2 separate regions of the Homo sapiens genome follow, and region 2 is linked to region 1. Evidence: chromatin loops called from intact Hi-C (ENCODE). Cell type or tissue: GM12878. All regions are shown on one strand. Links, peaks and the distances in the headings refer to the core of each region. The heading gives the core; the rest is flanking DNA.

What was found. Peaks named below come from ENCODE experiments on the same cell type or tissue, not always from the same donor. Only the 100,000 strongest peaks of a DNase experiment are listed, where the experiment ranks them.
Region 2: a loop joins it to region 1, with 5 times the contacts of the local background. A loop is called at or near these places in 2 of 110 quality-filtered maps.

What each region holds. Positions count from the first base shown.
Region 1 is chr22:47,911,320-47,926,928 of GRCh38, reverse strand. No RefSeq gene overlaps it. Among named protein-coding and RNA genes, the nearest start is that of EPIC1, 290 kb to the right of the region's middle. In GM12878, for the core only: no CTCF peak of the experiment used is centred there; DNase peaks (open chromatin) are centred at 7,670 and 8,178; H3K27ac peaks cover 1,568 bases.
Region 2 is chr22:48,092,280-48,107,888 of GRCh38, reverse strand. It overlaps LOC107985536 (a long non-coding RNA gene), which reads right to left and starts at 9,120. Exons shown (of 2, transcript XR_001755616.2): 1 at 8,240-9,120; 2 at 7,684-8,141. RefSeq lists a silencer at 5,291-5,523 and enhancers at 8,988-9,227, 9,298-9,507, 9,528-9,637. In GM12878, for the core only: no CTCF peak of the experiment used is centred there; a DNase peak (open chromatin) is centred at 9,448; H3K4me3 peaks cover 1,181 bases; H3K27ac peaks cover 3,358 bases.

The DNA.
Region 1 (15,609 bases), core at 3,988-11,987:
GGAGGCTGATTTGAGTAATAATACAACCCTGGTGTCCCGGTTAGCTGGCTCTATGTGTATTACACTCTTTCTTTACCAGGCATGGTGGCTCACTCCTGTTATCCCAGCACTTTGGGAGGCTGAGGTGGGAGGATTGCTTGAGCTCAGGAAATTGAGACCAGCCTGGGCAACATAGCGAGGCCCCATCAGTACAAAAAGTTTTAAAAATTAGCCAGGCATGATGGCAGGCACCCATGGTCTCAGCTACTTGGGAGGCTGAGGTAGAAGGATCACTTGAGCCCAAGAGGTTGCAGCTGCAGTGAGCTGTGATTGAATCACTGTGCTCCAGCCTGGATGACAAAAAGAGACCCTGTCTCAAAATAATAATAATAAATAAACTCTTTTTCAATTGTGATATGGTTTGGCCGTATCCACCCAAATCTCATCTTGAACTGTAGCTCCCATAATTACCATGTGTCATGGGAGGGACCCCGTGGGAGGTAATTCAATCACGGGGGCAGGTCTTTCCCATGCTGTTCTCATGATAGTGAATAAGTCTCACGAGATCTGATACTCTTATAAAGAGGAGTTCCCCTGCACAAGTTTTCTTGCCTGCCTCCATTTAAGATCTGCCTTTGTTCCTCCTTTGCCTTCTGCCATGATTATGAGGCCTCCCCAGCCATAGGGAACTGTAAGTCAATTAAACCGCTTTCCTTTATAAATTACCCAGTCTCAGAAATGTGGGTATGTCTTTATTAGCAGTGAGGACAGACTAATACAGATTGCAATTCCCTTCTCCTGACAAATCAGCTCTACCTGGGCAGTGGGTGAGATGAATGCATTTGGGTGGCTACTAACGGACCCTTTGACTTCAAATCACGTGGTCAGGAACATCAGGAACAGACTTGGCGGCACAGCCTCTGACAGATGCTGTCCTGCTCTTCACAGACACTCATCTGAGTGCCTGCCCAGCTAAGTGGCCACCAGATCCTGTCCATCCTAACCTCCTTCATGTCCTGTCAGTCATTCCCAAATCCCCATCCCCTCTGAGGCCTCATCCTCTCGTTTGGTCTCCTGTTTCTAACTAGACCAGTGAAGGTGCTTCCTATGCACCATCCTCTCCAAGGCTGGCCTTCCCAGGCCTTGCAGCAGGACTTGGTTGTGTCATCCCCAGGAAAAATCATAGAGCACTTAGGACTCTGGGCCTGGATCAAACCTGGACTCTATCACTTCTTGGCCCTGTGACTTTGAATGCATCATCAAACCCCTTTGTGCTCTAGTTTCCTCACTTATGGAGTGAGGATAATAATTGCATTTACCTCCTAGGGCTGTGGTGGGAATCAAATTGATTAAAAATGCCAAATGCTGAACAGAGCCTGGCCTGTGGTGAGCACCGAGGAACTGTTCACTCCTGTTGTTGACACACAAATATCAGCTTGGCCCTGGCTGCAGGCTAGAGAGGATTAGCTGCCAAAGTTCCATATACTCCCAGGATGAATGGAGAGCTCCTTCAGTGCCCCAGATGACCTGGGTCAGGTCTTCATGCTCCAGCCACACGGAACTACTTGCTCTTCCCAGAAGGACCAGTCTCCTCCCCCATCCTGGATGGCAGCATGCTGACCTTAGGTGTGATCTCTTCTCAGCCTGCATCCAGGCCAGCAAGTGTCCTCTGAATACCGCCCTGTGCAGTCACTGTGGGAGTTGCTGGCCCCTGAGGGATATGACCAGCCTCCTCTGTAAGGACCTCAGTTGGTAACAGGAGGAAGATGATCCATGGGACACAGTGAGGTGGTGTGGAAGGTCATGTGGTCCTGGGAAGAGCCAGGAGTTGTAGAATCAAGATTCTCCTCTCTGAACAGGGACCAGTGAAGGCCACCAGAGCTGGGGACCTGGGCTAAGCTGGGGGCCAGTGAAGTCTGGCCAGGTTACAGGAAAAGGCACACAGTCCAGCATGCATGCAGGTGAGAGGACAGAGCAGCCTTGCATCTCCGAGGTGTGGATGCCGAGGGCCAGAGAGCACATGCTCAGGTCAGATGATGACTCAGTGGCCAAACTGGCAAACCACAGACATTTTGCCCCTACTTTAAAAAATGAGTTTGTTTCAAGGACCTTAAACTGGCAGGTGAATAACAGTCAAATGTTAATTGGTCTTAGTAATTAAGAAAAGTTAGTTGCCATTTATTGGGTTCTTACAGTGTGTCCAGAAGCCATGTGTATATGTGCGGCTCTGTGTATGTGTGTGTCTCTTGAAATACATGCAGTTGGCATGAGTAGGTGGCTCTCAGATTACTCCAGGGATAACCCCCTCCAGGAACTCAGCCCTTGTGTAAGCTCCACCCCTGAGTACAGACTGCACCTATTGACTTCTTTCTAATAAACAGAATGTGGCCAAAACTGCTGGAATGTCACTTCTGAAATGAGGCTACCAAAGGACAGTGACTTCTGTCTCACTCTCTCCCTCCCTTGTTCACTCAGAGGGGAGCGAGCTGCCAGGTTGTGAGCCTGTGAAGGGACTCATGGGGCCAGGAACAGGCAGAGACATCTGGCTGCAGCGACAGAGGAGTGACACCCTCAGACTGCCAGCCCATAGATGACTGAATCCTGCTCACAGCCATGTCGATCCTTCCACAGCCCAACCTTCAGATGAGACTCAGCCCAGCCCAACATCTTGAAAGTGAATGAACTTAAGGCAGCAGTACACAGCAAAGCCACACTCAGATTCCTGAACCACAGACCCTGTGAGGTGACAAATGCTTGTTTTTGCAGCCAATGCATCCAGTGATAATTTACTATACAGAAATCCTTAATATATAGCTCTTCTGAGGATGGATGTATTTGGAACTTGCCCAAGGTCTTTTGACAGAAAGCTGTGGCAAACAAAACCCATATTAGTCTGATGCCACCCTTTGATGAGAAGGCACAAAAGAAAAGAAGTCACTTCCTATATATTTGGGCAAAGAGCTGCGGATGGCTGTTTTTGTAGGATCCCCCCATGAAGATGCTGATGGGAACCCCATAGACTCAGGCCCTATTCCTGGCCCAGCCTGGGAATCTAGGTGCTGAGTATGTTGTGCGGTGTGTGTGCTTGGGGGTGTGGGGGAAGAGCATCAGGCTGTGGCAGGACTGAGATTTTGTGTAGTCCAGGACGGCCGAGCAGAGGAGAGAGGAGCTCATGTGGAACAGACAGACAGCGGTATCAGCAGCAGGAAAGGAATCAAAGCTTCAGGGGCAGGACAGTTTGCAAGGAGAATTTTCCTTCGGGGCCCTCCTATAGGTTTGCAGTGGTATCACTTTCAAGGGTCTTCACAGTGGGTGGGAGTCCCAGTCTGAATCCGCCAATGCCCCATCCTGTAAACAGCTGACAATTGACTATTTCTGCCCACAATCGCACAACTATCTTTTTTTCCTTTTTCTAAGAATGAGGTATAAATTTCCTCTGTGTTCCAGCAAAAGGAAACAGACAAGAATATCAAACAGGACAGCGATGACAAGGCATTGAAAAAGAGTAACAGGGGATTTAGGCCCCCAGTGGAGGCGCCGATCCCAGCGGTTTCAGTTCCAAATCTGAAGCAAGAGGGTAATCCCTGGCCTAGGCAGAGGCAGCCCCACCCTTGACGTCCGCTGCTCTGGAAGAGTCACTTCATGAAGATGTTACTCAGTGACGCCAGTGCTCCCCTGACCCGCGACCCTTGACTCCAGACCTTGTCTCAGGACTTGTACCTCTGGCACTTGGCCCTCGGCCCTCTCATCCCTGCTGTGTGGTTTCCCTTGAGAGGGCAAGAGCCCCTGCATGTGGCCAAATAAACCATGGGAGCTTCTCAGGAGCAGCCCTCCCCACCAGGGCACCATTTCCCGGAGCACACTCCCAAAAGTTTGTAGGACAGCAAAGGACATGTGACCAGAGCCCAGAGAGCTGTGCCAGTCCCGGCTCTTGTTAACCACCCCTGAAAATAGGGGAAGGTGACTGATCAGAGTCCATAGGATGGAGATGATGGCCCTGGCCCCAGTCCATCTGCATGGAGCACCCCAGGGGTTGGGGACAGCACCTGTAATCAAACACAACTGATATAGCAGTTCTACATGAAACATATGAATATTCTTGGGAATCTGATCCATCAAAGACTAAAGAACTGCAGGTAGCTCAGGTCAGATTTGGTTACCAAAGAGGCCAGGTCACGTCAGGTGGGGTCTTATCATTGAATGAGTTCGAAAAATGCTTCTAGTTTTCACAGCTTTTTGGAGGTGGGTATTGCAATGAGGAAGTTGAACCTGGACCACCTGCCCACTGCCTATGGGCAAACGGAGGCTAGGAGAGTTCAAGTGACTCGCCCCAGTCCTGCAGCTTATAGATGGCGGAGTTGGCATTATGGCCAGGGTCTGCTTTACCCCCAAGTCTTGTCCCAGCTCTGCCACTCAGCCACATTGACCCTGGAAGTCTCCCGTAAATAGTAGCATCTTGCACAGTGACCTGGCATGACACTGAAGCCATAATGGGCAAGTCACTGCCTTCTCTGCTTTCCTGAAAAAGGTGGGCCATATCACATTTCCTGAATCCTAAGACGTGTGTTTCTGAAGTCAGATGTCTCAGAATGCATGTGTCCATTTACCAAGAGAGACTTGTATTTCTATGCCCTACTTCCCCACCCCCAGGAAGCTCTTATTAAAATGCTGGCATCTTATTTCATGGCACAGTAGAGCAGCAGCTGGTGTCTTAGAATGTGGAAATCACCTCCTCAGCCAGGTGCTGGGAGATTGGATGGGTAGACTCCCTATAAAGCACCTGAGACCACTGGGGTGAGGCAGGTGGAGGCCTGCGGCACTGACCGTCCTGGGGAACCAGGCTCCAGGAAGAGGAAAGTCATGGGTATAAACAGCTCTACAGGGAGGCAGAGGGCCTGAGCCAGGATGGTGGGATGGTTAAGGTGACGGGGGGATTGTGGAGTGGAAGGGAGGTGGGGTTGATTAGGAAAGGCTAGCATTTCCAGGTCCCCTGGGTCTGAGAGGCTCTCTGAGTGGATGCCAGAACCCTGGCTGGAGGGAGATAGGGCACGCTTGTCAGTCCTGGATTCCACACTTTCTGAGATACTGCGTGGGCGTTCTGTGCACACTCGGTGCTGAGCTGAGCCCATCATGGGACTGTGCTGGAAACCAGTCTGAGCCTTGATGGACCAGCTGGGAGCTCAAGGCTTTACACCCACTGGAAGCCTGGTTTTTCTTAGAAAACTGCAGTTTTCTACATGTGACCTCGAGACTGGATGGGCACAGAGAACTACGCTACAAGGTTTGCTGCCTTGCCCAGGAGAACAGGCCCCGGGCTGGAGGGCAGAGGCCCCAGGTGCAATCTGTCTCAGCTCTGGGCTCACCTCTGTGCAGCGTTCTACAGCCCAGCACCCTTCTTTCAGGTGCAACCATGTCTCCTTTACCCAGGGATGCTCCCTGCTCTCAGAACCTCTCAGGGTCCCAGTGAGAAACCCACGAGTGAAGGAGCCTCCGTGTGCCCTGCTTTGGGAAACACCCTCGTCTGGTCCTTCAGGGACTCCAGCACAGTTACTTGTCTGCCCCTGGCTGGGTACCAGGTTACCTCTGGGAAACTCCCGCACAGGGCCCACCAGGCCTGGGTTTGTCCCTGGATGGACAGGCTCGATTTCCTCTAGGCCCGAAATTCGCTTCTGCTGCGGTAGGAAGAGTGCCCAGGTGGGGCCGGGCAGCTTGGCGTCAGGGTCCTGGCGTGCCCTCAGCTACATGCACTGTGGGGGTGACTGTTCCACACTTCAGATCATCACATCCTAAATGTACACAGTGGCATCTGAAAGAAAGGCCCCTTGGCTGTGGGTGATGGTCCCTACCTGACTTAGTGACTCCAATTCCAGCCTCTGCCTGGAGACATCACCCCTTCTGATTTATGGGCATTTGGCCATATCTGCTCACAATCATTGTCTTCCTTTTATAGGAGATTTTTAGTTTTATTGGCAGATTTAAATTCAGGTGGACATTTATAGACCCATACAATATAACACTTAATTAAATGATGTCACATGAAAGGACTCATGCTAAGGACGGCCTCTGAGCTGGGCATGGTGAGGCTCGGCTGTTGCAAATCCCCACAAAGTCCAGCCACAGAACAGCAATCCAGGCTCAGGCAGACATGGTCAAGGCTGGCCCTACATCAGGATCTGGAGCTTGGAGCCTCCAGCAGAGGCTGGGAAAGGAAGGGGTGAGCAGGGGCCATGCAGGAAGGGGTGAGAAGGAGTCCAGGTCACCACGGGAAAGGCAGAAGTGAGGAGGATGATGGCCATAACCGCAATGAAGGCAGTGACTTCACCACACAGTAGGCATGCTTAGAGTGGGGGGCCCTGGAGTGTCGACGGGTGGTTAGTGTGCACTGCATGCTGGGCCTTGAGTCCTGCTTTCCAGGACTGACGTGTAATCCTCTTGCCAACCCTACACAGCACAGACGATGATGAGTATTTTGAATTTATAGATGAGGAAACTGAGGTTCAAACAGATTAAGTAATCAGAGTCCAGGTCTGTCTGATCCACAGGCCTGTGCCTTCCACACGGCGCTATCCTGCCTCACGGTGGGAGGGCGTATTCAGTAGGGGCTCAGCATATTCAGGATAAGGGACTCACAGACAAGGATATCAAAGAATGACTGACAGGTGAAATCCAGGCTGGGTCAATTCAGAGAAGGCTCTGGAGGAAGGCTAAGGGGGTGCGACTTAATTCACACTGGTGATGGGGAGCCAGTAAAGGATTCTCAGCCAAATGGAGCAGGTTGGAAACTTCTTAGGGTGATTGGCAGAGGGATTGGAGCCCTTTAGGTGCATGGTCACGTAGGAGAGCCCCATGTTCGGGCAGGTTTGCAACTTCAGCAAGCTTTATTGTATGGGTACATTGTGTGCCCAGGTGGGAATAAGCACACTTCGAACAGAATTCTTGAGCGGGGGTGGGTGATGCTTATCTGGTTGTGCCATTTGGAGCTCTATCTTCTTGTTCCAGGGATCACAGAACAACCATTCAGGTGGATGATGCACGGAGGAATATTTAACTTAGAACATGATGGTGAGTTCAAAACCATTGTTGACAACAGCCTGAATCTGCTCCACCTCTGAGCATGCCACATCCATCAGTGCAGGTCTAGGTACAGACAGCCAAATGTGGACAATGGCCCACAGGTTGATGTCCGGTGCTTTGAGCAAAAGGCAAGGTGAAGACTCTGTGATTGCAGAAACAGGAAGATAGGGCCTTGGGGCTGCTGGGACCTCGATTTCCTCTCTTCATTTTCCTGGGAGGTCTGTGCTGCTCTGGGCACATGCTGCCAGTTCAGACACCACATTCTCAATCCTTACACATGTGCTTGTTCAAGGTTCTTTCAATAAGCAGTCTCTATCGATCCATTTTTGCAAGGTTTGCTCCCTCCTATGTGCTGTAAAATGCTGCTGCCTGTGGTGCTGAGTAACTTGGGGATGGCCACACTGGCTTGCCAGGCTCCTCAGCCCCCACCCCAGGGAACTGGGAGCTGCATCATGAAAGGGTCAAATGCAGAGAGACTGCCCAGCGCCCACGGTGGCCCAGCAGGCTGGGCATGCGTGATCTCCGGGCATACAGCTCGGGCCCCTTGTTGAATAAGCTCTACCTGTAGGAGCCAACAGCCAGCCGTTAGTGCTGCCGTGGAGCCTAATTGAGAATTACCAGGTGGCTGAGGCCCAGACAGGGCTTTGTGCTGGGGTACTCAAGCAGAAATGTTGCTCAGCCCGTGGTGATCCTATTAGGAAGCGGAGAAGTTAATGAATAGTGTGTTCTTTCTTGCTTTCCCTGTCTGCCTTCAGCACGTTGTGTTTATCTACTTATGTATGGAAATCCAGGCCTTCTTAGTAGGCAGAGCAGAGAAGCAGCTTCTTGTCTCACCGAGGAACTGCACAAATCATTCCATTCAGGCAGAAGGCTTGATTGGGCTCTTTGAGTCTAAATAAGATGTCCTTAACCCTTCCTCCACCCAGACCCTTGTTGTTTGAGATGGGCTCTTTTAGGCTGCAAGAAACAAAGAAATGCTCAAAGAACAAAGAAATTCCCAGAGAGAGATTTTTATTATAAGCTACAAGAGACACAAGAGGAGGAAGAACAGCTGCAGAGCCGGCTCCGGAAGCAGGAGCTCGCGAAGGGCACCCAAGGTCGCCAAGGCTCTGGCTGAGCTACCGTGCCGTGTCCTGCGGAGGTGCAGAGGCTGTGGTTTCCCGTGTGAGTTTCACGTGTGTGACTTTCTCTCATGGCCTCCTCTCTAGCACTCAAGTGCAATCAATCAGACAGGGGGTCTGATGGCTCCCGCCAGTCACCATCTGTGGGGCCAGGCTTCCTCAGGGGGCACTGTGGGTGTGGAGGGAGTCTGGAGCCATGCGACTTCCTGGAATAATCTAGGACATCTGTCAGAACATGGAACTGCTGTTATTTGACAGAAGCAGCAGCCACCACTGTCTGAGCATTGATGGTGCACCAACCACTGGGCTCAGTGTCTGTTGCAGTTATCGAATGTTGCATGATGGATCACCCCAGCACTTAGGGGCCTTTATCGTGTACACAGATTCTATGAGCCATACATTTGGGAAGAGTTTGCTGGGTAGTCCTCGCTTGGGGTCTCTCCTGTCTGCAGTCAGATGTTGGCCAGGCTGTAGTCATCAAAGTTTGATTGAGATGAAGGGTCTACTTCCAAGGCCTCATCCACATGAGTGGCATTTGTTGCCAGCTGTTGGCTGGGGGCCTGGATCCCTCTCTGCACAGAACTGTCCATGGGGCTGCCTGAGGGTCTTCCTGGTGCGCTGGTTCCTTTCTCTCAGAACTAGCAATCCAAGACATACCGGGTGCAAGCTAAAATGACTTGCATGAATTAGGCATTTTCTTTGTATCCCCTGTCCTGATACCAGTGCCTGGCATGTAATGGCACTTCCTTCCTAACTGAAGGAAGAAGAGAAGGAAGGGAGAAAGGAGAGGGAGGGAGGAAAGAGAGGGAGGAGGGAGAGGGAGGTAGGGAGGAAGGAGAAGGAGGAAGGAGAGGGAGGAGAGACAAGGAGGAAGGAGAGGGAAGAAGGAGAGGGAGGAGGGAGAGGCAGTAAAGAGAGGGAGGAGGGGAGGAAGGACAGGGAGGAAGGAGAGAGAAGAGGGAGAGGGACTTAGGGAGGAAGGAGAGGGACTAGGGAGGAAGGAGAGGGAGGGAGGCAGTAAAGGGAGGAAGGAGAGGGAGGGAAGAAGGAAAAATTGTCAAAGTTTGATTGATTTTTCTAAATTAAAGAGTCGCAATACTAAGCTTTTAACCATGCATCAGGACAGATTACAGAGGGCCCTGGGATTGGGCCCATTGCTTTTGGGAAGCAGTGCCTGTTCATGGTTCTGTGCAGGGTGAGTGCCACTGAGTTACACTAATAATCTAAGCCTACCCAGTGGGTTTCTGCTAATGATAAACATCTGAGAACTCACTCAATTTTTCTCCTTCCTCGTTTGCTGACCCTTACGTCAAGGTGTGTGTGAGTGGCCCTGCACCTGAGGATTTCTTTCTTCTGTTATTTTCAATACCAGCTAATTGCATCCTCTCTAAGGCTGCCCCTCCGGCCCAATCCTGCCCCCAGACTGTGACCTCAGCAGGAGCCTTTATACCCTCCCTCCTAACTGCTAAACACTTGGGATTTCCAAGGGCTTGACATAGAATTGGAAGATGTCTAATTAAACTGATTCTTCAGTGTTTGTGAATAAAACAAATGTCCAAGAAGCCATAGAGCATCAGACGCCAAGGACAGGGAAGGGTCCCAAAATCTGGGACACCAGCTGCTCCCCATTTATGATGTGGGTGCTCAGGCTGTGGGGGGGCGGACAGAGGACTGGGAGGAGGAGGAGGTGACCTTGGAAGTTGTTTTTACTAGAGAATCTATAAAATCTGTATGTAAGGAAGCTTCTTTGTTTATGAGCTCATTTTTGTCCCAGGCAATAACTTGTCCTATGTCATGGCGTGATGGTTAGTTCTGAGTGTCAACTTCATTGGATGGAAGGATACAAAGTATTGATCCTGGGTGTGTCTGTGAGGGTGTTGCCAAAGGAGATTAACATTTGAGTCACTGGGCTGGGAAAGGCAGATCCACCCTTAATCTGGGTAGGCATCATCTAATCAGCTGCCAGCATGGCTAGAATATAAACAGGCAGAAATATGTGAAAAGAGAGACTGGCCTAGCCTCCCAGCCTACATCTTTCTCCTGTGCTGGATGCTTCCTGCCCTCGAACATCGGACTCCAAGTTCTTCAGTTTTGGGACTGGGACTGGCTCTCCTTGCTCCTCAGCCTGCAGACAGCCTATTGTAGGACCTTGTGATCATGTGAGTTAATACTTAATAAACTCCCCTTTATATATCTATCTATATATATATAAAATTATTTCTGTATATATACAGAATATATGGAATATGTATATTTCCTTATTTCAGTGAATATATATACAGAATATATGAAATATATATATCCCATCGTATATATATATATCCCATCATATATATATATATATCCCATCATATATATATATATCCCATCATATATATATATCCCATCATATATATATATATATATATATCCCATCATATATATATATCCCATCATATATATATATATATATATCCCATCATATATATATATATATATATATATATATATATATATAGTTCTGTCCCTCTAGAGAATCCTGACTAATACACGTGGTTTACCCCATGTGTTCTGAACATTCCAGAGATCCTGTTTGCTGAATTACCTTTTTCTCATATATCCCTTGTCCTTATACAAATGCCTGTCATGTAATGCCACTCAGAAAGTACCTATGCAAAGGAAGAAAGAGAAGAAGGAAGGAAGGAAGGAAAGAAGGAGGGAAGAAAGGAAGGAAGGAAGATATATACGTATACACACACACATACATATATTCCTGTGATACGGTTATATCGGAATATATGTATCATTCCTATACTATATATATGCACATATCATAGAACCCCCAGAACCCCAAGCATACCACCTACAGGAGGTGGGGAAGGAATTATAACAATTCCAAAATGGGAAATTATGAGAGAAAGCAACATTTACACGACTGTTGTGGCTGGCACATGGGGGCACTGTTGAGAAAATAGCCCAGTTACCAGCATTCTGTTTATAAAGGCCTCAGGAAGGGTTTCTCCTGAGCCACAGCATGGGAAAACTCACACTTGTTCCTGAAGATTTTAAAAAGTTATTATTCTGATGGACACTGAATCACACACTTTTCTTTCTGCTTTGGCTGCCAGGCAGCTCCCAGCCACAGCTGCACCCTGCATGAGCCACCATCTGAGAGTTTGGATGCATGTATCTGAGAGGCGGTTCTAGTATGACCCTGTCCTTACTTCCTCCATCCCTCAATAGCACCGGGTCTTCACAATATTCTCTGGTATTTTGTGCAAAGGGGGCAGAGTTCAGGGGACAGGCATCGGTTGCTATTATCCAAAGCCCAAGTGACCTTGGAGCCTTGGTTAACCTCTCCGAGCCTCCGTTTTCTAATCTGAGAATTAGGGAAGATGAGATCACCCACCTCACCTGGTTGTTAGAGGATGAGATGAGTTACTACATGTAAAGTGCTTAGTGCAGGGTCGTCACATATGGTCTGCTTGATCAACATGGGCCATTGGCATTGCGCATAAGCTCATCGCACATCAGCTGAGAGACCACTTTCCCTCATCGCCCTGACACCCGTTCACCTACGCTGGGCCCTCACCCTGGCCTTGACTCTGAGCATCTTTCTTTCTCTCACAAGGTGTCCCCACCCCAGAAGCACGATGGCTTTGCCCTATGTGAGCATAGTCCGCCCCGCGTGCTGCTGTTCAGTCTCTCTCCTGTACCCATCGGAACGCAGCCTGACCTACGAGGCTCTGCTCAAGTACAGTCTCCTGCATGCAGTTTTTCCCCTTCCTTTCTCCTCTCTCTCTGCACTGTGACCCCTCATTCTTGGGGATCCCCTAGCTATGCACGTTTGTCCATGACTCTCCTTCTAATAAAAATGCTGACAGATGTGGAAAGTTAACTTTCCACACCTAAACAACAAAAGAACCAGAGGCTACTCCCTTTGTAACTCGCCCACCCCCCGCCCCCAACACACACACACTTTTTCTGTGTGGCCGATGGAAAATTGAAAGTATCTCTGATTGGTTGTTTTCCGCAACCAATCAGACGTTTGCATAGGGGTGTAACTTTGTAAGTTCACTTTAGTCTCTGATTGGTTGCTTTCCACCAACCAATCAGACTGATTGTGGGGCCACTATTTCCTTTTCATAGGGTGTACACCAAGTAACCAATGGGAAACCTCTAGAGGCTATTTCAACCCCAGAAAATTCTGTAAAGGGACCCTTGAGCCTTTTTACTCTGGTCGCTCCCACCCTGTGAAGTGTACGTTCGTTTTCAATAGAGTGTACCCTCATTTCCAATAAATCTCTGCCTTTATTGCTTAAAAAAATACCGATAGAAACTGATATGGATATTCCATGTTATGATTACGGTTCTCATATTGTCTCACTAACTCATTCATTCATTCATCCAGTGAAATGCCTGCCTTGCACCAAGCACAAGTCCCTGCTGAAAACAGGACAGCTTGTTCCTTTGCTAAGGCGCTTGTGTTCTAGAGAGGGAAGACAGGAGTAAACAAAAGCCAGAGAGGAACTACGGCAAGTCAAATGGAACTACCAGCTAATGCTGACTGCCGCGTGGAGAATTAAACTAGAACACTGCCTAGGGTGACGAGGGCGCTGAGGTCAGGAAGCCTCCCTGAGATGGTGAGGTTTGAGTTGAGACTTGGAAGAAGGGAGGCCTGCTTGTTTGAACATCTGGGGGTAAATAATCTGAAGTGGCAGGAACAGCCAAGGCAGGGGCCCCAGGGCAAGAGGAACAGGGAGGGGCAGGGAGGCTTTGCCTGGCCCGGTGGGCACGCAGGACAGTGTTAGGTGGCACAAAAAAGGGCAGAAGACACCAAAAAAAAAAAAAAAAAAAAAAAAAAAAAGAGGGAATTAGGCTGTCCATTCCTCAGCCAAAACAATAAAACCTCCCACGTGCAGGTGAACATTCCATGAACCTGTTCCTATTCCTTCACCACCGCCTCTTTCGAGATACCACCATCCTGAATTTGATGCTCATTTGATTCCATGTGCTTCCTCTTGCCTTTATCATGTCTGCATGCATTCCTGTGCACTGTGCTTTATTTCTCTATTTATAAAGCTGTCTACGTGAAATTAAAATGTGTGACTCTTCCTGCAACCAGCTTATTTTCCCAGCATTAGGTTAGTGAGAATTATATATGTTGTTACCCAAAATCCTAGGTCATTTGTTTTCTCTGTACAGCATTTTATTGCATGAATATACTACAATTTATTTATCCATTTTCCTCTTGATGGTTTTCTGCTGTTTCTGATGCTCTCTTATATCAACCTAATTTGAACTGCAATGGCCAACCCTGTATAGGTTCCTTATCACTTATCTAAAGGTTAAATAGATAGCTATGAGTGAAATTGCTGGGTTGTGGGACATATTTATGTTAAATTGACCAGTTATTGATAAATGTAGCTCCAAAGTAGTTGTACAAATTTATACTCCTACCATACACACCTGTTCCTCTTCACATCTTTCCCAGCCCTTCAGAGTGTGTACCCTTAAATTTTCCTGACAGGTGTACAGTGTCATGCACTGAGATAATAACATCTATTTCTCTAGTAATGAGTTTGGATATTTTTCACATGTTTATTCAAAGTTATGGTTTATTTTTCTCCGAAATCCTTTTCCATATCCTCTGACCATTTTTTCTTCTACTGTATTTTCTTTCTCGTTGATCTGTAGTCTGGATTCTAAACCTTTGTCAGTTATGCTCATTGCAAATGTCTTCTCCAGGGTATAGTCTGTGTTTCTACTTTGGTTATAGTGTCTTTTTTTTAATTATTTTTTGAGATGGAGTCTTGTTCTGTTGCTCAGGCTGGAGTGCAGTGGTGTGATCTCGGCTCACTGCAACCAGGTTCAAGTCATTCTCCTGCCTCAGCCTCCTGAGTAGCTGGGATAACAGGCGCGTGCCACCATGCCCAGCTAATTGTTTTGTATTTTTAGTAGAGCCGGGGTTTCACCGTGTTGGCCAGGATGGCCTGGATCTCTTGACCTCATGATCCACCTGCCTCAGTCTCCCAAAGTGCTGAAATTATAGGCGTGAGCCACCGCGCCCGGTCCTATAGTGTCTTTTTAAATACAAACATTTTTATTTTAATGTCACTGAGTTTGTTTATATTATCCTTCATAATTTGTGCAGTTTAAGACTAAGGTGGCTGGGCGCAATGGCTCACGCCTGTAATCCCAGCACTTTGGGAGGCCGAGGTGGGCGGATCACAAGGTCAGGAGATCGAGACCATCCTGGCTAACACAGGGAAACCCTGTCTCTACTAAAAATACAAAAAATTAGCTGGGCTTGGTGGCGGGTGCCTGTAGTCCCAGCACTCAGGAGGCTGAGGCAGGAGAATGGTGTGAACCCAGGAGGCGGAGCTTGCAGTGAGCTGAGATCGCGCCACTGCACTCCAGCCTGGGCGACAGAGCGAGACTCCGTCTCAAAAAACAAAACAAAAAAAAGACTAAGGTAAAAATGCGTTATTCACCATAATGTCATACATATTTTCTTTAAATGTGTGAAGCTCTGTCTCTGTCACTTACCAAGTTTCTAATTAAGTGAGATGTACTTCTGGGGGTTGGAGAGAGGGAGGCTGCCTCTTTCTCTGTCCCAAGAGTCTATGAGTTAATCCATGTGGCCAGGACCACGTGGTCTTGCTCAGGTCACCTTTATAATAAATCATTATATCTGATGCAGCAAAACTCTCTTGGATGTTCTGAACCCTTTGCTCTTCTATATAAAGTTAAAATTGATTAAGTAATTTCTAGATTTTTAACTTTATGTGGAATAGCAAAGAGTTCAGAACATTCAGAAATTACTTAATGGGTACAATGTACATTATTTGAGTGATGAGGGATACACTAAAAACTCATACTCTAATGCTAGGCAATAGACCCATGTAACAAAATTGCACTTGTACTTCTTACATTTACACATGTAACAAAATTGCACTTGTACCTCTTAAATTTACACAAATAAATTAAATTAAAACTAACGTTAAAATCAACTTGACATATTCTATGCAGAGCCTTGACAGAATTTTGGTCAAGCTTCCTTTGACTTTGTAGGTTAGTCTGGGAAAAGAGACATATTTATAATATTGCAACTGTCTATCTACACACAGGTTTATCACTTCACTTTCTTAGCTCTTTTTAATGGCCTTAATAAATTTTAATGTATTTTTCAGTAAAGTCTCACATTTCTTTTGCTAAATTTACTCCTACAAACTCCTAGGTTTTGTTGTTTTGGTGTATTTGTTGCTGTTTTCAGTATACAGAAATGCGGTTGATATTTTGTCTTTGCTTTTACATCTTTTAATTTCTTATTAATTTCAATATTTTATCTTTAAATTACTTTGGTTATGTATGTAACTCATAATATTTTCTGTGATTGAGAGTTTTGTTCCTTTTTTAATTCTCATAATATTTATTTCCTCGACCTTATTATTTT
Region 2 (15,609 bases), core at 4,955-12,954, 180 kb before region 1:
AAATAAGAGATATACATTAATCTACATTTATAATATAAATAAATAAGAGATATATAGGAGATTGTTAATATATAGGAGATATATATTTATAGGTATAAAATATTTATAAATAGGAGATATATATTTATGTACATACATAAACAATAGGAAATGTTGTTTCTATTGTTTCTGTTCCTCTGGAAAACCCTGATTAATGCACCTTGATGTGAGGCTGTTGGTTTTTAAAGCCTCACAATTAAAGCTGTTGGTGGAAATGCAGAGGGGGAGGTGGAAATAGTGTGAGTCAAAACACCACAGAGCTCCCTGTTATTACTGAGAGTCAGCCATTTTTTTTCTGAAAAAAACACAAAGATGCTTCTTGGGTTGCTTTGGGGCTTTGTTTCATGTGTAGAGTTCTGAAAACAAAGTTGATTTTGGCAGATTTTTCCAGTGTTCTCATTGCTTTTATGGAGGTGTAGGTTTTTGGAGGTCCTAACCCCACTGACACAGAAGCGCTCCTCTGCAGATCTAATTACGTCTCTTGGTCTCTCCCAGAATTTGCCTGGATCTTCTTCATGAGAATGCCTCATGATGGTCATGTGGAGGTCCTCACTTTGGTGGACTGAGGCAAAAGCCAGATGCAGGATCTGTAAGAGCAGAGAATTGGGAGTAGACTTATTTGAAAGGGATCTGGACATCTGAGAATTGGGTGAGGGAGCCTCATCCTGGGCTAGCGTGTGGGGAACCATGGACAGCCTCAGGTGGGCTCTTGCCTGGGAACACCCAGAAAGACCTGCCTATGGCTGGCCTGGACCTGGGGCAGAAGAAATGGCAAGGGACGCCTGCCGCTTTGAAGGCAGCATCTGAGAGGAGCCTCTTCAGGTGCAGAACGAAACTCTGTGGACACTGATATAGGATGCATATTTGTCCCCACCCAAGTCTCATGTTGAAATGTATTTCCCAGTGTTGCGGGGGGGGGCAGTGGCAGGTATTGGACCATGGGGGGATCCCTCCAGAATGGCTTGGGCCATCCACCCCCTTAGTGATGAGTGAGCTCTGAGTTTGCACGAAATCTGGTCATGTAAAAGTGCATGGCATCCCCCTAACTCTCTCTCCTGCTTCCTCCATGTGACATGCCTGCTCCCCCTTTGCCTTCCACCATGATTGGAAACTTCCTGAAGCTTCTCTAGAAGCTGAGCAGATGCCAGCACCATGCCTCCTGTACAGCCTGCAGAACTGTGAGCCATGGAAACCTCTTTTCTTATAAATTACCCAGGCTCAGGTATTTCTTTACAGCAATGCCAGGATGGCCTGACACACACACTGTGCACTGAGGACAGGCCGGATGCCTAGAGCCAGAAGTGGCATGAGCTGCTGTAGGAGAGCTGGCCTCTGTAGCTGGCATGTCAGAGCCGAGGCAGAGTGGCCAGAGCCCGCGAAGGACCAGACCTGGGGGCTGTGCTGAGAGTTTGGGGGGAATCTATGAGGCATGTGCACCCTCTATTGAGGACCTGACAGGGCAGATTCTCGGCTGCACAGGATTCCCTGTTAACCGCAGTGAGAAACACCAACCAAGCCAGCTTGAAAAGCAAACACATGAAGAGAAGGAGAACAGGACATCAGAAACCTGGAGAACGCGGGCTTTGAACGTCAGGGGCAGGTACTGTGCTTTGAAAGCAGAATGCGTCCCGTCCATTGTGAATCTCCTGAAGTAGGGCAGACTCCACATGGGCGAAAGGTGTTAGCCATGGAAGAGACATTGCAGGCACCATTCATTCAGTTTTCTCTCAGCTATTCTTGTAATCAAGGGTTACATCAATTTATTTCATAATCTTTCCAGAGCGCCTGCTCTGGGTTCTAGGCACTGGAGATTCAGCTATGAAGAAAAGAGAAATATTCCTTATCCTAGTGAAACTGTAGGGAGAGAGAGACCAAACAAACAACAGAAATAGGTAAACAGTATGATGATGAGCTTTCCTGAAAAAGAGAGAAAAGGGATGAGCAAGTGCAGTGCTACTTTGCGGGGTGACAGGGAGGCTCCCAGAGACTCAGGGGCTGAAAGCAGGGAGAGCAGAGGGATGTGGGTGTGTGTGTGCCCTGGACCCCCAGCGCTGGGTACAGTCTGATGAAAGGAGGGAGGGAGAAAGGAAGGGTAAACGGGGGGATGGAGGAACACATGAGCAAGGCAGCAAATTATTTTTTGTCTCTATGAAAAAAAAAAAAAAAAAAAAAAAAAACCCTGCTTCTGGCCCCCAGGACCTAACATTTCCGAGAGCTCACGTTGCAAACACAAGAGCTCTTTGGAGACAGAGGCTATGTCGCCCTCTCCTGTGTCACCACCCAAGGCTTGGTGCTTGCCTGTGGGTCTTCCCAGCTCTTCTCAGGATGCAAATCCCATGGTGGCGCGTCCCTGTTTAAAGCCCTCTGGTCCCGCTGGAGCAACGCCCAGCCCTTTGCCTGCCAGGGCCTCATCCATCTGTCCCGGCCTCTCTCCCTGCTGCACCTGCCCCAAGAACCTCACACCCAGCCCACCTGCCCCATCTTTCCTCTCCCCCCGCCCCTAGGCTGCCCCCCTTCTGAGGTCTTCTCCACTGTCCCCCTGTCCTGGGGCTCTGCTGCCCCTCCCTGGGATTTTACACCATTTTTTCATCATACGGAATTATTTTTGTTTCTTTCCTTGCTTTTTGTTTCTCCTAACTCACTCTGATGTCAGCGAGAGCAGGGCCTTTTCTCTCCAGATTCCTACCAAATTGCCCCCACCTAGCATCTCGCCTCCCGCAGGCTGGCTGCAAATCAATATTTCTTGAATAAATGAATGCATTTCGCCTGTGGATGTTTCTTCTGTCCTAAGCAGACCCATTTCCCTCCAAGCGGGGAATCAGCAAACGTACGTACAGGGCAAGTGAGCACCTATTTTCGGGTTTGTGAACCATGCAGTGTCGGCCTCAACTCCCCGATTCAGCTGCGGCAGTGTGGGGGTAGCCGTGGGTGACACGTCAGTGCAGAGCGTGGCTGCGTTCCAGTGGGACTTTATTTATAGACACTGAAATTTGAATTTCATATCATTGCCATGTATCATGAAGTGGTATGTTTAAATTTTTTCCTATTTAAAAATGTTTTTTAAAACGTCTTAGCTCACAGACCCTGCAAAAGCAGGCAGCAGGGCCACATTTGGCCACACAAGCCATCTGTATCGACCCCTGCCCTGCGAGATGCATTTGAGAATGGAAAGATTTGGTCAGTCCATACGCTCATGTTTATTGAGTGTCTACGAAGGGCTCCACGCTGGACGTGGGGAGGGTGAGACAGAGAATGAGTACGACATGGAGCCTCCGCCCAGGCGTCCTGGGCACCTGCACATAGGGTGTGCAGCCTGCAGCAAGGGGCATCTGGACGCCAGATGAGCCAAGTGCAGCCAAGGAGAAGTAGCCCTGGCTCTGCTGGCGGCATCAGGGATGCTGCTTGGAAGGGTTTGAAGAGCTCCAAGCCAACACAGCGATAGATAGAGGATGTCAGCGGGCAGAGGGTAACCAGGACCCACAACAGCGTGGTGCCCGTGAAGACGGCAGGCCACTGTGGTTTTCAGAAGGGTGCAGCCCAGGAATACACGTTCCTCGGGACCCTGAGACTTCTGGTAGACTCCCCACCCAGGCAACAGGGGAGTTGTGTGGAGTCCCCACTCTGTTACCATGGGCCCCATGGAGAACCCTGGAAGAGAGGCTGTAGCTGTCAGGGAGTGGCAGAGCTGTGGAGCATATTGATTAATGGATCAATGTCAAGTTGGAGGGAAGTCTCCAGTGGCACCTGTCCACTCCCCATCCTGGTCCGTTTCTATCAATGACTTGGATGAGCTGTAACAGACCTGCTTGTCAAATGTGCAGATCAAAGCTCACAGGGGAGGCTAATGTGGTGGAGGAAATTGTCCAGACAGAAAAGACCTCTTGACAGGCCGAAACAATGGACTGAAGTGAACAAGATGGAATTGAGTAGGGTTAAAAGTGAAGCCCTGCTTGTTCCCTGGATTAAAACAAAAACCAACCGCAGGTAAACAAAACGGTTTGTGATTCATGCCGTGTACACCTGCGGGTGTTGCTGGCCCCAGCCCTGAGCCCAGATCATCAGACGGGCTGCCCCGCACGCGAGGGACCCCAGCCCCCTACAGAGGGGCCAGCCTGGGAAAGGGCAAAGTGCACCCACTGCAGGATTGCAGGATTGCAACCGCGTCCGGGGTTACACTCCCTTTCAGTGGATGCTGACCACGAGGAACACATCCAGAGCAGAGTAACCAGTGCCAAGTGTGTGTTGGAAACGTGCAGGTCAGACGGAGGGCGACAGGCTGTTGGAAGCTCAGAGCAGTCCTCCACCCTCTCAGCGCCTCTGCTGGGAAAGAGGCTTCTAATGACTCTGGAAGAAGAACACTCCCATGTGGATGAAGATCTTTCTCCTGTCCTGCAGAAAAACATCCTCACGAGCTCGAACAGGCTGGATGTGTACTGGGGACACAGGTCCACTGGGTGGAGAGACAGCGAGGCAGATTTTTGGCTGAATGGAAGGACAGCTTTTCTGACAAGAGCAGTTAGCTGTGGCATGAGCTGCCTCCTGGGGAGCGAGCCCTGTTGCTGGCAATGATGGGCAGAGGCTAAGCCATCTGTTGCGTCTCCAGAGGACCCCTTCCCCCAATGCAGACGGAGCCTCCCGTCCAAACCTTCATTTTACAGATGGAAAGGCTGAGGCTGGAAGAGCCGGAGCATGCCCAGAATGGCCCATGTTAGCTCTCCAGGGTCTGTGGAATTCCACTTTCAGAGCTCTTCTCTTGAGGCCAAGACGAGAACTACGTGAGACACGTGGAAATGGAGGAAGTGTGTGTGTTGGGACCTGGAGAGGCCGGGGGGAATGGAGCACCTCACCCTCTCTGAGTCAGGATCCAAACGAGAAGTAGAAAGTGAAAGACCAGAGTCACAACATCTGCACTGTGCCCTGAGCCATGCAGTACTCAGGTTGGATGGAGGACCTTGCTACAGCTTCATCCCAAATAAATGCAGCATCTGGAAAATGGCAGGGTGGGGGCTCCTTCCAGGGGCAGAATGAGCTCCACTAGGCCAGGCACAGAGGGTCGGGGCCAAGGTCCACTGTGGCCCTGGGAGGCCAGACAGGGAGAGCCCAGCAGCTCGGAGCCACCTGGGCGCCATGGAGTGTGTTCACTGAATCCACGCCTCTTCCCTGGGAGAAGTGGGTGGGCAGAGGGGAGGGTGGAGGATTCCTTCCAATACCCCTGGAAGGTGAAGGTTCAGGTTCCTGTGTGACACTGGGAGGCTGATATGATTTGGCTGTGTCCCCACCCAAATCTCACAGGAGCCTGATATGGTTTGACCATGTCCCCACCCAAATCTCACCTCGAGTTGTAGCTCCCACAATTCCCACTTGCCATGGGAGGAACCCGGTGGGAGGAGATTGAATTATGGGGGTGGGTCTTTCCTGTGCTGTTCTCATTATAGTGAATGAGTCTCAGGAGACTGAATTTTAAAAATGGGAGTTTCCCTGAACAATCTCTTTGCCTATTACCATCCACGTAAGATGTGACTTGCTCTTCCTTGCCTTCCACCATGAATGTGAGTGGAAGTGGAACTGTAAGTCCATTAAACCTCCCAGCCATGTGGAACTGTAAGTCCATTAAACCTCTTTCTTTTGTAAATTGCTTAGTCTCAGGTATGTCTTTATCAGCAGCGTGAAAACAGACTAATACAGAGGTGGATGAAAGTCTTCCTCCTGCCCTGCGGATTCCTGTCCACACAAGCTCATACAGGCTGGATGTGTACCAGGGACACAGGCCCCTCAGCATCAATCCCTAAGCCTTCAGGCCTGATCTCCCACCCTGGAACAGGACCCGGTCCAGAGGTGCGTGAGGGCAGAGCCCTGGGCAGGACGGCCCAGCTGACCTGTGGGGCTGCTCCAGGTTCCTGTGTGGCCCCGGAGCCCATCAGTGGGCACCAGTGTCCTTCAACCCAGCATAGAGTGAGTTGCCAGCTATGAGCCTCATGCGGACCAGGTCAGCTCCTCCCTATGGCTGAAGGATGGCCGGCCTTTGTCTGGGCATCCCAGGAACTCACTTCAGGGACCCCACCTTGGTGCAGCCCTGACTTGCTGGATCGAGCCGCAGCATAGACTTTGAGATTTATTTAAGGTGAGATGGTCTCATTCCATGAAGGACAAAAGCCCACTAAGGGTGTTGGTGGGGAGGGGTCCAGAGGACAGTTCTAGCCTGACCTTGGAGAACTGAGTATTCTTTCAGTTGACCTGGGTTCTATTTGACACCCTCAAATGTCCAAGGCTCATTCATTCGTCTTTTCATTAAACATATTCAAAAAATGGCAGACCATTTCCTAAACAAAGATGTATTTAAAAACCTAAAACACAGGCTGGGCTGAAGGAGTTCCCAGCGTATTTTGGAGAGAGATGGTTGGAGGATGTTTGCAGAGAGTGGTGCAGGCACAGCCTTGGTCCTCAGATTCATGGCTCCAGAGAGAAGGGGCCTCCTTCCATTCTCCTGAGGAGCAAAGGGCACTGGAGAGACTTCTAGGGACCTGTGCACTCTTCCCCCGGAAGGCAGAGTGTCTTGCCTGTCAAGAATGTCCCCTCCCTTCCCTCAGCTCTTCCCTCCCCTCTCCTTTCTTCCCCTCCACTCCCTCCCCTTCCTCCCCTTCTCCGCCCACATCCCTTTCCCACAGGTGTGGTTTCTGCCTCAAGGATCCCCTGAGTGATGGTTTCCTCTCTCCTGTCTGAGGACCAATAGTGAGAAAGTGAAAGAAAAATTAAAACCCTTGAATTGAGCTGGAAGAAGAGGAGATATTCCTAAGGAGAACACTTGCCATTTTATGGACCAGATTAGACCCAATGAAGAGGAAAATGAGACAGAACCACCCGCACTGTGTTCAGGAGTCCAGGCTGTCGGAGGCGCGTGTGGGGTGGCTGGAGAGGGCAGCGAGGCCAGGCCAGAGGAGACGGACGGCTCTACCAGGACATGGCGGCTGAGGTGACCCCCTGCAGGGGCAAGCCCACTGGAGGGGGCCCTTAGGTGATGTGAGGAGCTGCAGCACCGGTTACCAAGAAGGAGCGTGGTTTTGAGATCTGAATGAAACACCTTCACCATCACCGATGACCTTCCCGCCTCTTTCTCAGGGTGGAGGAGCAGGGAGTCCCTACCCAGACAGAGCACAGCTGGGAGAAAGGTGGGGCAGGAGTCCCAGGGAGATCCAGGGAGGGGCAACGCTCTGGGCAGAAAAGCACAGAGACAGTGACAGCAGGAGCCCAGGGAACATGGGGACCTCCAGGGGGACCCCTCCCTCATGCAGGGGAAAATGAACAGAGCTTGGGAACAGAGCACTGGGGTCCCGGAGCCTTGGACTCCCAAACTCTCACCTGCAGGACAGAACCAGAATGAGCATGTTAGGAAACCCAGTGGCTGGACAGGGAGGGGGACAGGGAAGGAGGGAGGAGGAGGAAAGTAAGAGGAGGAGCAGAAGGGAGGGGAAAAGTGGGAGAAGGATGAGGAAGAGAAAAAAGAGGATGAGAAGAAGGAAGAAGAGAAGGAGGAGGAGGGAGAGGTAAAGGGGGAGGAGGAAAATAAGAGGAGGAGGAGGCGGCAGACAGAGGAGGCTCTGGGGTCCAGCACTCAGTTTCCTGACTTATAGTAAAGACAGATTGGAGTCACCCAAAGAAGTAGATTAATATTTTCAAGCCCATAACTGGGTCAGCTCCAGGGAGGAAGGTGACAAGGAAGGGACAGTGATGTGTGGGGCATATTGCCCTGGTGGAGGGAAGGTTTGGCCATCAATGAAGGGCTTTCATTACCCCAGGCCTGGAGGATCCCAGATCTTCAGAGGCCCAGCTCTGCACAGAGCAGCTCCTTCCCAAAGAGGCCACCCTGGGCCTCTGAGCAGCTGGATGGATCTGCCTCCTCCTGGGTTCAACTGGCCGAGCCCTGGGGAAGGCTCACAGCTGCAGCAGTGTCAGTGCTGGACACAGGACAGATGACCAACAAGACACCGCAGAGCCGTGACCTTCTGGGAGGAAGCAGCCCCAGCAAGGGTGGCTGCTGCGGAAGGAAGCCTGAGCCCCCGGGAGCCCCTCGGGCTTCCAGAGCGGAGTCGGCAGCTGAGCTGAAACTTGCAAGAGAAAGAGGATTTCAATTTAGATTTTCATTTTTCTCTGGAAACGTGATAATTGGAAGGGCTCTCACTGCTCCAAGGAAGGCATGATTCACCTTGTTGTCACCAGAGCTCATCCAGTGGTACCCCAGACCCACAGGGCAGCATGGCAGGGCAGGCTGCTTGGGGAGCAGGTGGGCCGTGTATTCCCCATCTGACTGCAGCAAGGCCTCGAAGCTCGGCTCTGAGGTGCTCCTGTAAGGCTTCCAGATGCAGAGCCAGGCTGGCAGGTGCGGACTCCAGCAGACACGCAGCCTCCTGTGAGCACAGCCTGCCCGCAGGTCATTTGGGGGCCCAGCCAGGGGCCATCCTGGTGGTCTCTGCTCTCTGCATTGCTGCAGTCCTGGCTTGCGGCTGCATGGGGAGTGGGGTCAGCCTGGCCCTTCATGGGTGCCAGCTCTTCAGTTCTGGGAGAGGGCAGGTGGCCTCAGGACTACGGCTTTCACCAACACAAGTGACCAGAGCATGGTACTTCAAAGGCACTGGGGTTTGTTTAGTGTTTAAGCCCATTCCAGTGCTTTCTGCCCGCTGTCCTCTGATCACACCTGGGGGGTGCTGTTATTGGGCTCCCCAGCCCTCTGAGGATATTGGCAGTAAGGGCTGGGGAGGTTGGGGAGGTTGAGCAGTGGGGAACAGGAAGGCACCCTGGACGAGGTGCCCGGCAACGGCAGGGAGACATGGAGGCTCTGGGGAGGGCCCCGGTGGGGTGGGAGTTGAAGCTTGGCGTCTCGAGCTGACACCCTAATTTCAAATCCGTGCCGCACTTCTCGTGAGCTTTGGGGAAAGTTTCTTGCCCTTTCTGCACCTCATATTTCCCATTTGTTAAAGTGAGGATCATGACAGCACATACCTCATAAAGCGGCTCTGAGGATTGAGTGAGTTAATATGTGCAAAGCGCTTTCAGCATTTCCTGGCGGAGAATGTGCAATGGAAGTGTGAGCTATTCCTCAAGTTGTTCACGTTTTAAGCAAATTAGATAAAGACAAACTACTCTCTTCCTTGATTACCCAAACCAGCAGACAGTGTTTACCTCAGCATGGAGTTTTTTTCAGGTTTGTTTTTTAATTATAAAAGAAGTAACATTTGATAAAACATGCAAACAATGCAGAAATTCACACTTTATATACATTCCCGGAAGTAATTATTGTTAACACGTAGGTATGTGGCTTTTCTTCTGTTCACATATTAACACATACACTTTAAAAAAAATAAAGTGGCATCAAAACGAAACCATCATATCAGTTGGCTTTCGTTTCCTGCAGAAACCAGATGTGTCTGTGGGTCACTGCAAATAGATGCACCTGCTCCCCTTTCCTGCTCACACAATACCACTTCCTCATTCAGCCATTTTCATCATCCATATTTCTTTTTTCATTTTTTTCTGTTAAAAACAGCATCACTGGGAACATGCTTATGCAGTAACTTCTGAGCACTTTGTGTCTATAAAACAGACTTTTCAAAATGAAGCATCTTACAATGTTTATAGGTGATGTGTGCTGTCAAATTCCTCTTTATAACCATTTTCCAGTTAATGATCTCACCCCAAAAATGAAAGAGTGCCCAATTCCCCCACACCCCTTTTAATATGATCAGTGTTTCACTTCTTTATTCTTGTGATAGATGAAAATCACGTTTTCTTCTTTAGTTCACATGGATGCGTTAACTTTGAGGTTGAATTAGGGAGTTCTGTTTTGCTTTTTCCCAATTGACTTAAAAGACAATGAAAGATGTAGCAGACACGTGCATTTGAGATGTAAGCATGAACATGATCAAGGTGGGGCAGAGGGGCCATGCCTGGTGGCCCCTACTGGAAGCGCTTCTCTGGGAACCTGACCACAGGAAGGCCCTGCCCTCCCCACCTGGCGGGCCGCACACACACACAATTGTGTGTGGGGTGATTTGTGGTCCTGTCAATTTTAAAGGGTGAGGCACCCCCTAAAACCTTTTTTGTTAAGGCGTTCACTAAACAAACAGGGAAGCAGGCCACACTGGAGCCCATGGGAGCCAGCTCCTCCACACAGAGGCTGTCAGGATTTGAACTCAGGGTGCCTGGAAGCCATGAGTCTCCGGTGCCTTCTCCTGTGTGCTCCAAATAGTGCTTTGCCATCTTGCTCATGTGTGACCTCTCCCAGGGGCCCCTCCTGACCTTCCCAGAGTGCAAGCGCCACCCCCAGCCTTTGCAGCTGTTGGCGAATGTCACCTGCACCTTTCAGCACTCTCAGCCCCACCTATACCCCAGCATACCGGCCGCTCACCTTCACTCCCCCAGCACCAACGCCAGCACTGCGACAGGGAAGGGGCCTTAGGATGGAAATGGCAGCCCTGTTTGGTCTGATTTTGAAAGAATCCCAGGGCCAGAGAGGGCTGTTGGGGGTAAAGGGAGTTCCTTTCCCCGAGGCAATGGGGATGCGTCAGGAAGACGCCCATGTCTCTGTTACCCCAGCCTAAGGCATGCCTGCCCTGGGGCCCTCATTGCAAGGGGACCCCACAGACAGTGAGACTAGAAAGAAGCAAGCAGATTCTTCCTGGTACATCCAGGCAGCAGGAGTGGCAGGGTGGTCAACTGGCGTGAAGCTGGCAGCAAGGAGGGGCTGCCAGGTGGCTGCAGGCATGGAGGGGCAGGGGTGGTATTCGCTCTGGCTGAGTTGCAGCCTGATGGGCAGGTGGGGGGCTCAGCAGATGCCTCAGGCAGGACCCAGAGCCTGTTCTGCAGCTCCAGATGGCAGGGGGCAGGGAGGAGGGGCTCCTGCAGGCCGGGCTGCAGCCAGGTCAGCAGGGGTGAGAGCCCTTTGGCCAGATAACCCTCACAGCATCCTCTGCTTCCACATACTCCTGGGATGTGGGGCTACAGGTTTCTCCAATCCTTCCAGGCATGGGAGGAGAGAACTGGAGCTCTCATCCCGTTTCCTGAACAAATAAAAGCAAATGAAATATCACAGTCAAGCAGCAAGCTGGTCCTAGACAGACACCCTGGAGTCGCGGATGGACCTGGGAGACACTGGCTGAGGAGGAGACACTGGCTGCGCGGATGGACCTGGGAGACACTGGCTGAGGAGGAGACACTGGCTGAGGGCTGCTGCGTTATTCTCCTGCCCAGGGGGATAGTCTTGGGCCTGAGTTTGCCCTTGGTGAAGTCTCCTGTCCTGCACCAAATTCCAAGCACGCTGGCTGCTCACTGCAGGACAGAGTCCAGATCCTCCTCACTAGGCTGATCCACAGAGTGGGCTCTTTGCCCTGGTCAGGACAGGCTTTGGGCTGGGAAAAGGATTCTGTCCAGTCCAGACCCCAGAAGCCCCTTCTGAGTCCGGCAAATGAGGCAGGGCCTGATATGCCAGAGGAGATGCTTAGCTATACCTCCCAATCCCACCTGTACCTACACATCTCACCTGAATCTCCCCTTCCCACATGGACCTGTCCATCCCACCTGCACCTCCCCACCCCGCCTGCACCTCCCCACCCTGCCTGCACCTCCCCACCCCGCCTGCACCTCCCCACCGCACCTGCAACTCCCCAACCCACCTGCACCTCCCCATCCCGCCTGCACCTCCCCAACCCTCCTGTACCTCCCCATCCCGCCTGCATCTCCCCATCCCGCCTGCACCTCCCCATCCCGCCTGCATCTCCCCATCCCGCCTGCACCTCCCCATCCCACCTGCATCTCCCCATCCCACCTGCATCTCCCCAACCCACCTGAATCCCCTCCTCCCATCTGTACCTCTCCATCCCACCTGTATCTCCCTGTCCCACCTGCACCTCGCCATCCCACCCGTATCTCCCCATTCCTACCTCCAAGTGCAGCTGCCCCTCTGCATCACATTAATGCGGCTGCTAATTGCTCTAGGTGGGAGACTTGCAATAGCCCTGAGCCTGTCTTCATTGCAGGAGGCTGAGGAAAATCACCCTCACCCAATCTTAAATTTCCACCTGGCAGAGTCTGGGTGTGCTTGTCTTTCTGTTGAATAGGAAATGTTTGCTTTCATGGGAAAAATAAAATGTCCCTTTTGACTGCAGCCTGCGGGTTCTATCCTGCTTGTGCAAGAGCTGAATTCAGATATCTTAGCCATTTTCTCATAAAAGAGCCTTTTCCTAAATCACTACAGTAATGCTGTGTAGACTTACATAAAACATCCACACCTCCCCAGCCCTCAGCATGTTCCAGTAGCAAATATGTGAGTTGCGCTTTGCAGGTGAAACCATTCTGTTTCCACCCTCATCCTTTCATCTTCTCCGGGTCTCTCCTCTCCCAGGGTCCATACCCCAGCTTGGATATTGCACAGATATGCAGAGCAGAACAGGCTCTTCAGCAGAAACCAGAAAATGCCCGCTAGTCGTGGAGATATCTTTCTAATTAACCATAGAAATGAGGTCTGTGTCTTCATTCTCATTATGATCATTATACTGTTTCCAGAGGAAAAGTCAGCTCTGCATGGCTACAGGATCTTAGAGCGATGTCTCGGTGTCTGGGGCTCTTTGAGTCTCCCTAAGCTTCAGATGAACCTGGTAGGTGATCCCACAGAAAGATGGGAGACCAATTGCATGTGATACTGGCTCTCCTGCCAAACATGCCTCCGCCCATTTGTTTAACCATTGGCTCATCCACTCTCCAAACACTGCTGAAGGCCACTATATGTTTGTCCTTATCAGATGCCAGCTGTTTCAGCATACTTTTTCATATTAAAGTTACATTACACCCTAGGAGAAGGTCATGATTTTGTATGATCACCAAGGGCTGTGGTGTCTCAGGTTGGATTCCTGACTTTGTCATTTGCTACAAAAATGACATCATGCAACTTATTTATTTATTTATTTATTTATTTATTTATTTATTTGAGACAGAGTCTTACTCTGTCACCTGGGCTGGAGTGCAGTGGTGCGATCTCGGCTCACTACAAGCTCCACCTCCTGGGTTCATGCCATTCTCCTGCCTCAGCCTCCCAAGTAGCTGGGACTACATGCGCCCACCATGAAGCCCAGCTAATTTTTGTTGTAGTTTTTCAGTAGAGATGGGGTTTCACCATGTTAGCCAGGATGGTCTCGATCTCCTGACCTCGTGATCCACCCACCTCAGCCTCCCAAAGTGCTGGGATTACAGGCATGAGCCACCGCGCCGGCCGTCATGCAACTGATTAAGTTCACTTGACCATGTCCACATGTTCTTAATTGCCTCAAGACTTTCTTTTTATATTTGATTTGTTTGAATCAAGAGCAACTGGCACAAGTATTCGGTGGTTTTGTCTCCAGTTTCATTTAATCTCTGATAGCCCCTCCTCTCTTTTTTGGGGGTGGGGGGAAGGGAGCTTATTAAACTTGTTGTTGATGTATCATTTGACCTTAGAATATCTCAGTTTGGCTGATCAGTTTATTTTTGTGCTATTCGAAATGTTTCTACAATCCACCAACTTCTAATAAATGGGTGTTTGCTGTCAAGACCCAGCAAGCTTCAGGTTCAATGTTTTGGGAATGAGCACTTCCCTTTTTTTCTCTCAAGAGGCACATGAGTCCAGTTGTGCCGTGGTAGCTATGTCGACTGGGATGAGAGGGTGGGTGCTGTCAGCCTGGACTGTGGTCCATCATAATCTCCTCCGATAACTCCTCTCCCGGTGCAGGGGACGGGTGGCATTGATGACGGCATTCTGGATCCGGCAGCTCACTGGTGGTCACCAAATGGTAATCTTGAAATTTTATAACTCTTTCTGAATTTATAAGCTGGTATATTTCTATAACAATCTTTTCCATCAATGATTCATTTAGTAATATATTTAGTAATCAATTTATTTAGTAATTCTGAAACATGCATCTTATAGGAAAGCAAGGTAAATTTTGATTTTTTTCCTCCCTTTGTTCTTGAAGTTTTCAGAGGAATGTCAGTGGTTACCTTGGCCACCCCCGGTGATGAGTTTGATTTTTGAGTGTCCTCACGAAGTTATGAATGACTTTCAATCAACACCCATTAGATTCCTTATGATGCTCAAATGGTCTCCTTTCGCTCCATGTCCTGTTGACACAACCACAATGACTTCTGGTAGCTTCTTCAGTTTCTGGGGTAGCAAGTTCCTCAGGCTTGCCATGCATAGTTCCTGCCTGAGAACTGGACTTAGCCACTTTCCTGAAAAGCCTTGATTCTTTTTTGTTTGTTTACGTTTTTGAGATGGAATCTCCCTCTGCCACCCAGGCTGGAGTGCAGTGGCGCAATATTGGCTCACTGCAACCTCTGCCTTCCAGGTTCAAGCGATTCTCCTGCCTCAGCCTCCTGAGTAGCTGGGATTACAGGTGCCTGCCACCACACCTGGCTAATTTTTGTATTTTTAGTAGAGACAGGGTTTCACTTTGTTGGTCAGGCTGGTCTCGAACTCCTGACCTATTGATCTGCCTGCCTCGGCCTCCCAAAGTCCTTGGATTACAGGTGCGAGCCACTGCATCAGGCCAAAGCCTTGATGCTTTTTTGTGGAAAATCATGCTTAGAGAACATAATCCAGGTTCCTAAGTGCTCATTGCTGTGGACTATTAAAGTTTCTGGGCGTTTGTGTTGGACTGAGCTAGGAACTAGATAATAAATTTTTTAAGAGAGAAACAAATCATTAATTTATGCTGATGTTTCCAATTCTGACTGAGGACTGCTGGGTTTTTCCCGAACTCCTCGATGTTACATTTGCATCTGTTTTCTATCATGTTGGAAATCTTGGCTTCAACAACATCAATGTAAATAATATTTGTTTTATTATACAAATATATATAAGCTAATTTCAAAATAACAATATTGATTCTAACAATAAAACATCTGAAAGCGGTCTTTTTGTGTCTCTTGGGAGACACAGTTGAGATTCAGAATTTAAAGTCAATTATAACAATTATTTTTTTTCTTTGTGTGCTTGCCACCAACTCGAAATACAATTTATTTCAGCTTGTTTTCAAATTTCTGTGGTCTTCTTTTCTTTTTGATTCAAGCTTTAAGGATTATTTTTAAATGTAGATGGTTTCAAAAGCAAACTATAAAACAAGGTGTATTCAGAGAGGTTTCTCTCTTCTTCCTTCTGTATCTTCCCTCCCCCAGTGGCAACCATTATAATTCATTTTTGATTTATTGTTTCATGTGTTTCTCCATTTTTCCATTTAAACAAAAAGAGAAATATTTTTAGAGCACTGTTCTGTTCATTGTTTCTTTTCTTTCTTTCTTTTTTCTTTTTTTTTTTTTTCGAGACGAAGTCTCACTCTGACCTCCAGGCTGGAGTACAGTAGTGTGATCTCAGCTCACTATTACCTCTGCCTCCTGGCTTCACACAGTTCTTCTGCCTCAGCCTCCCGAGTAGCTGGAATTACAGGTGCACACCACCACGCCTGGCTAATTTCTGTTATTATTAGTAGAGACAGGGTTATACCACATTGGCCAGGCTGGTCTGGAACTCCTGACCTCGTGATCCGCCTGCCT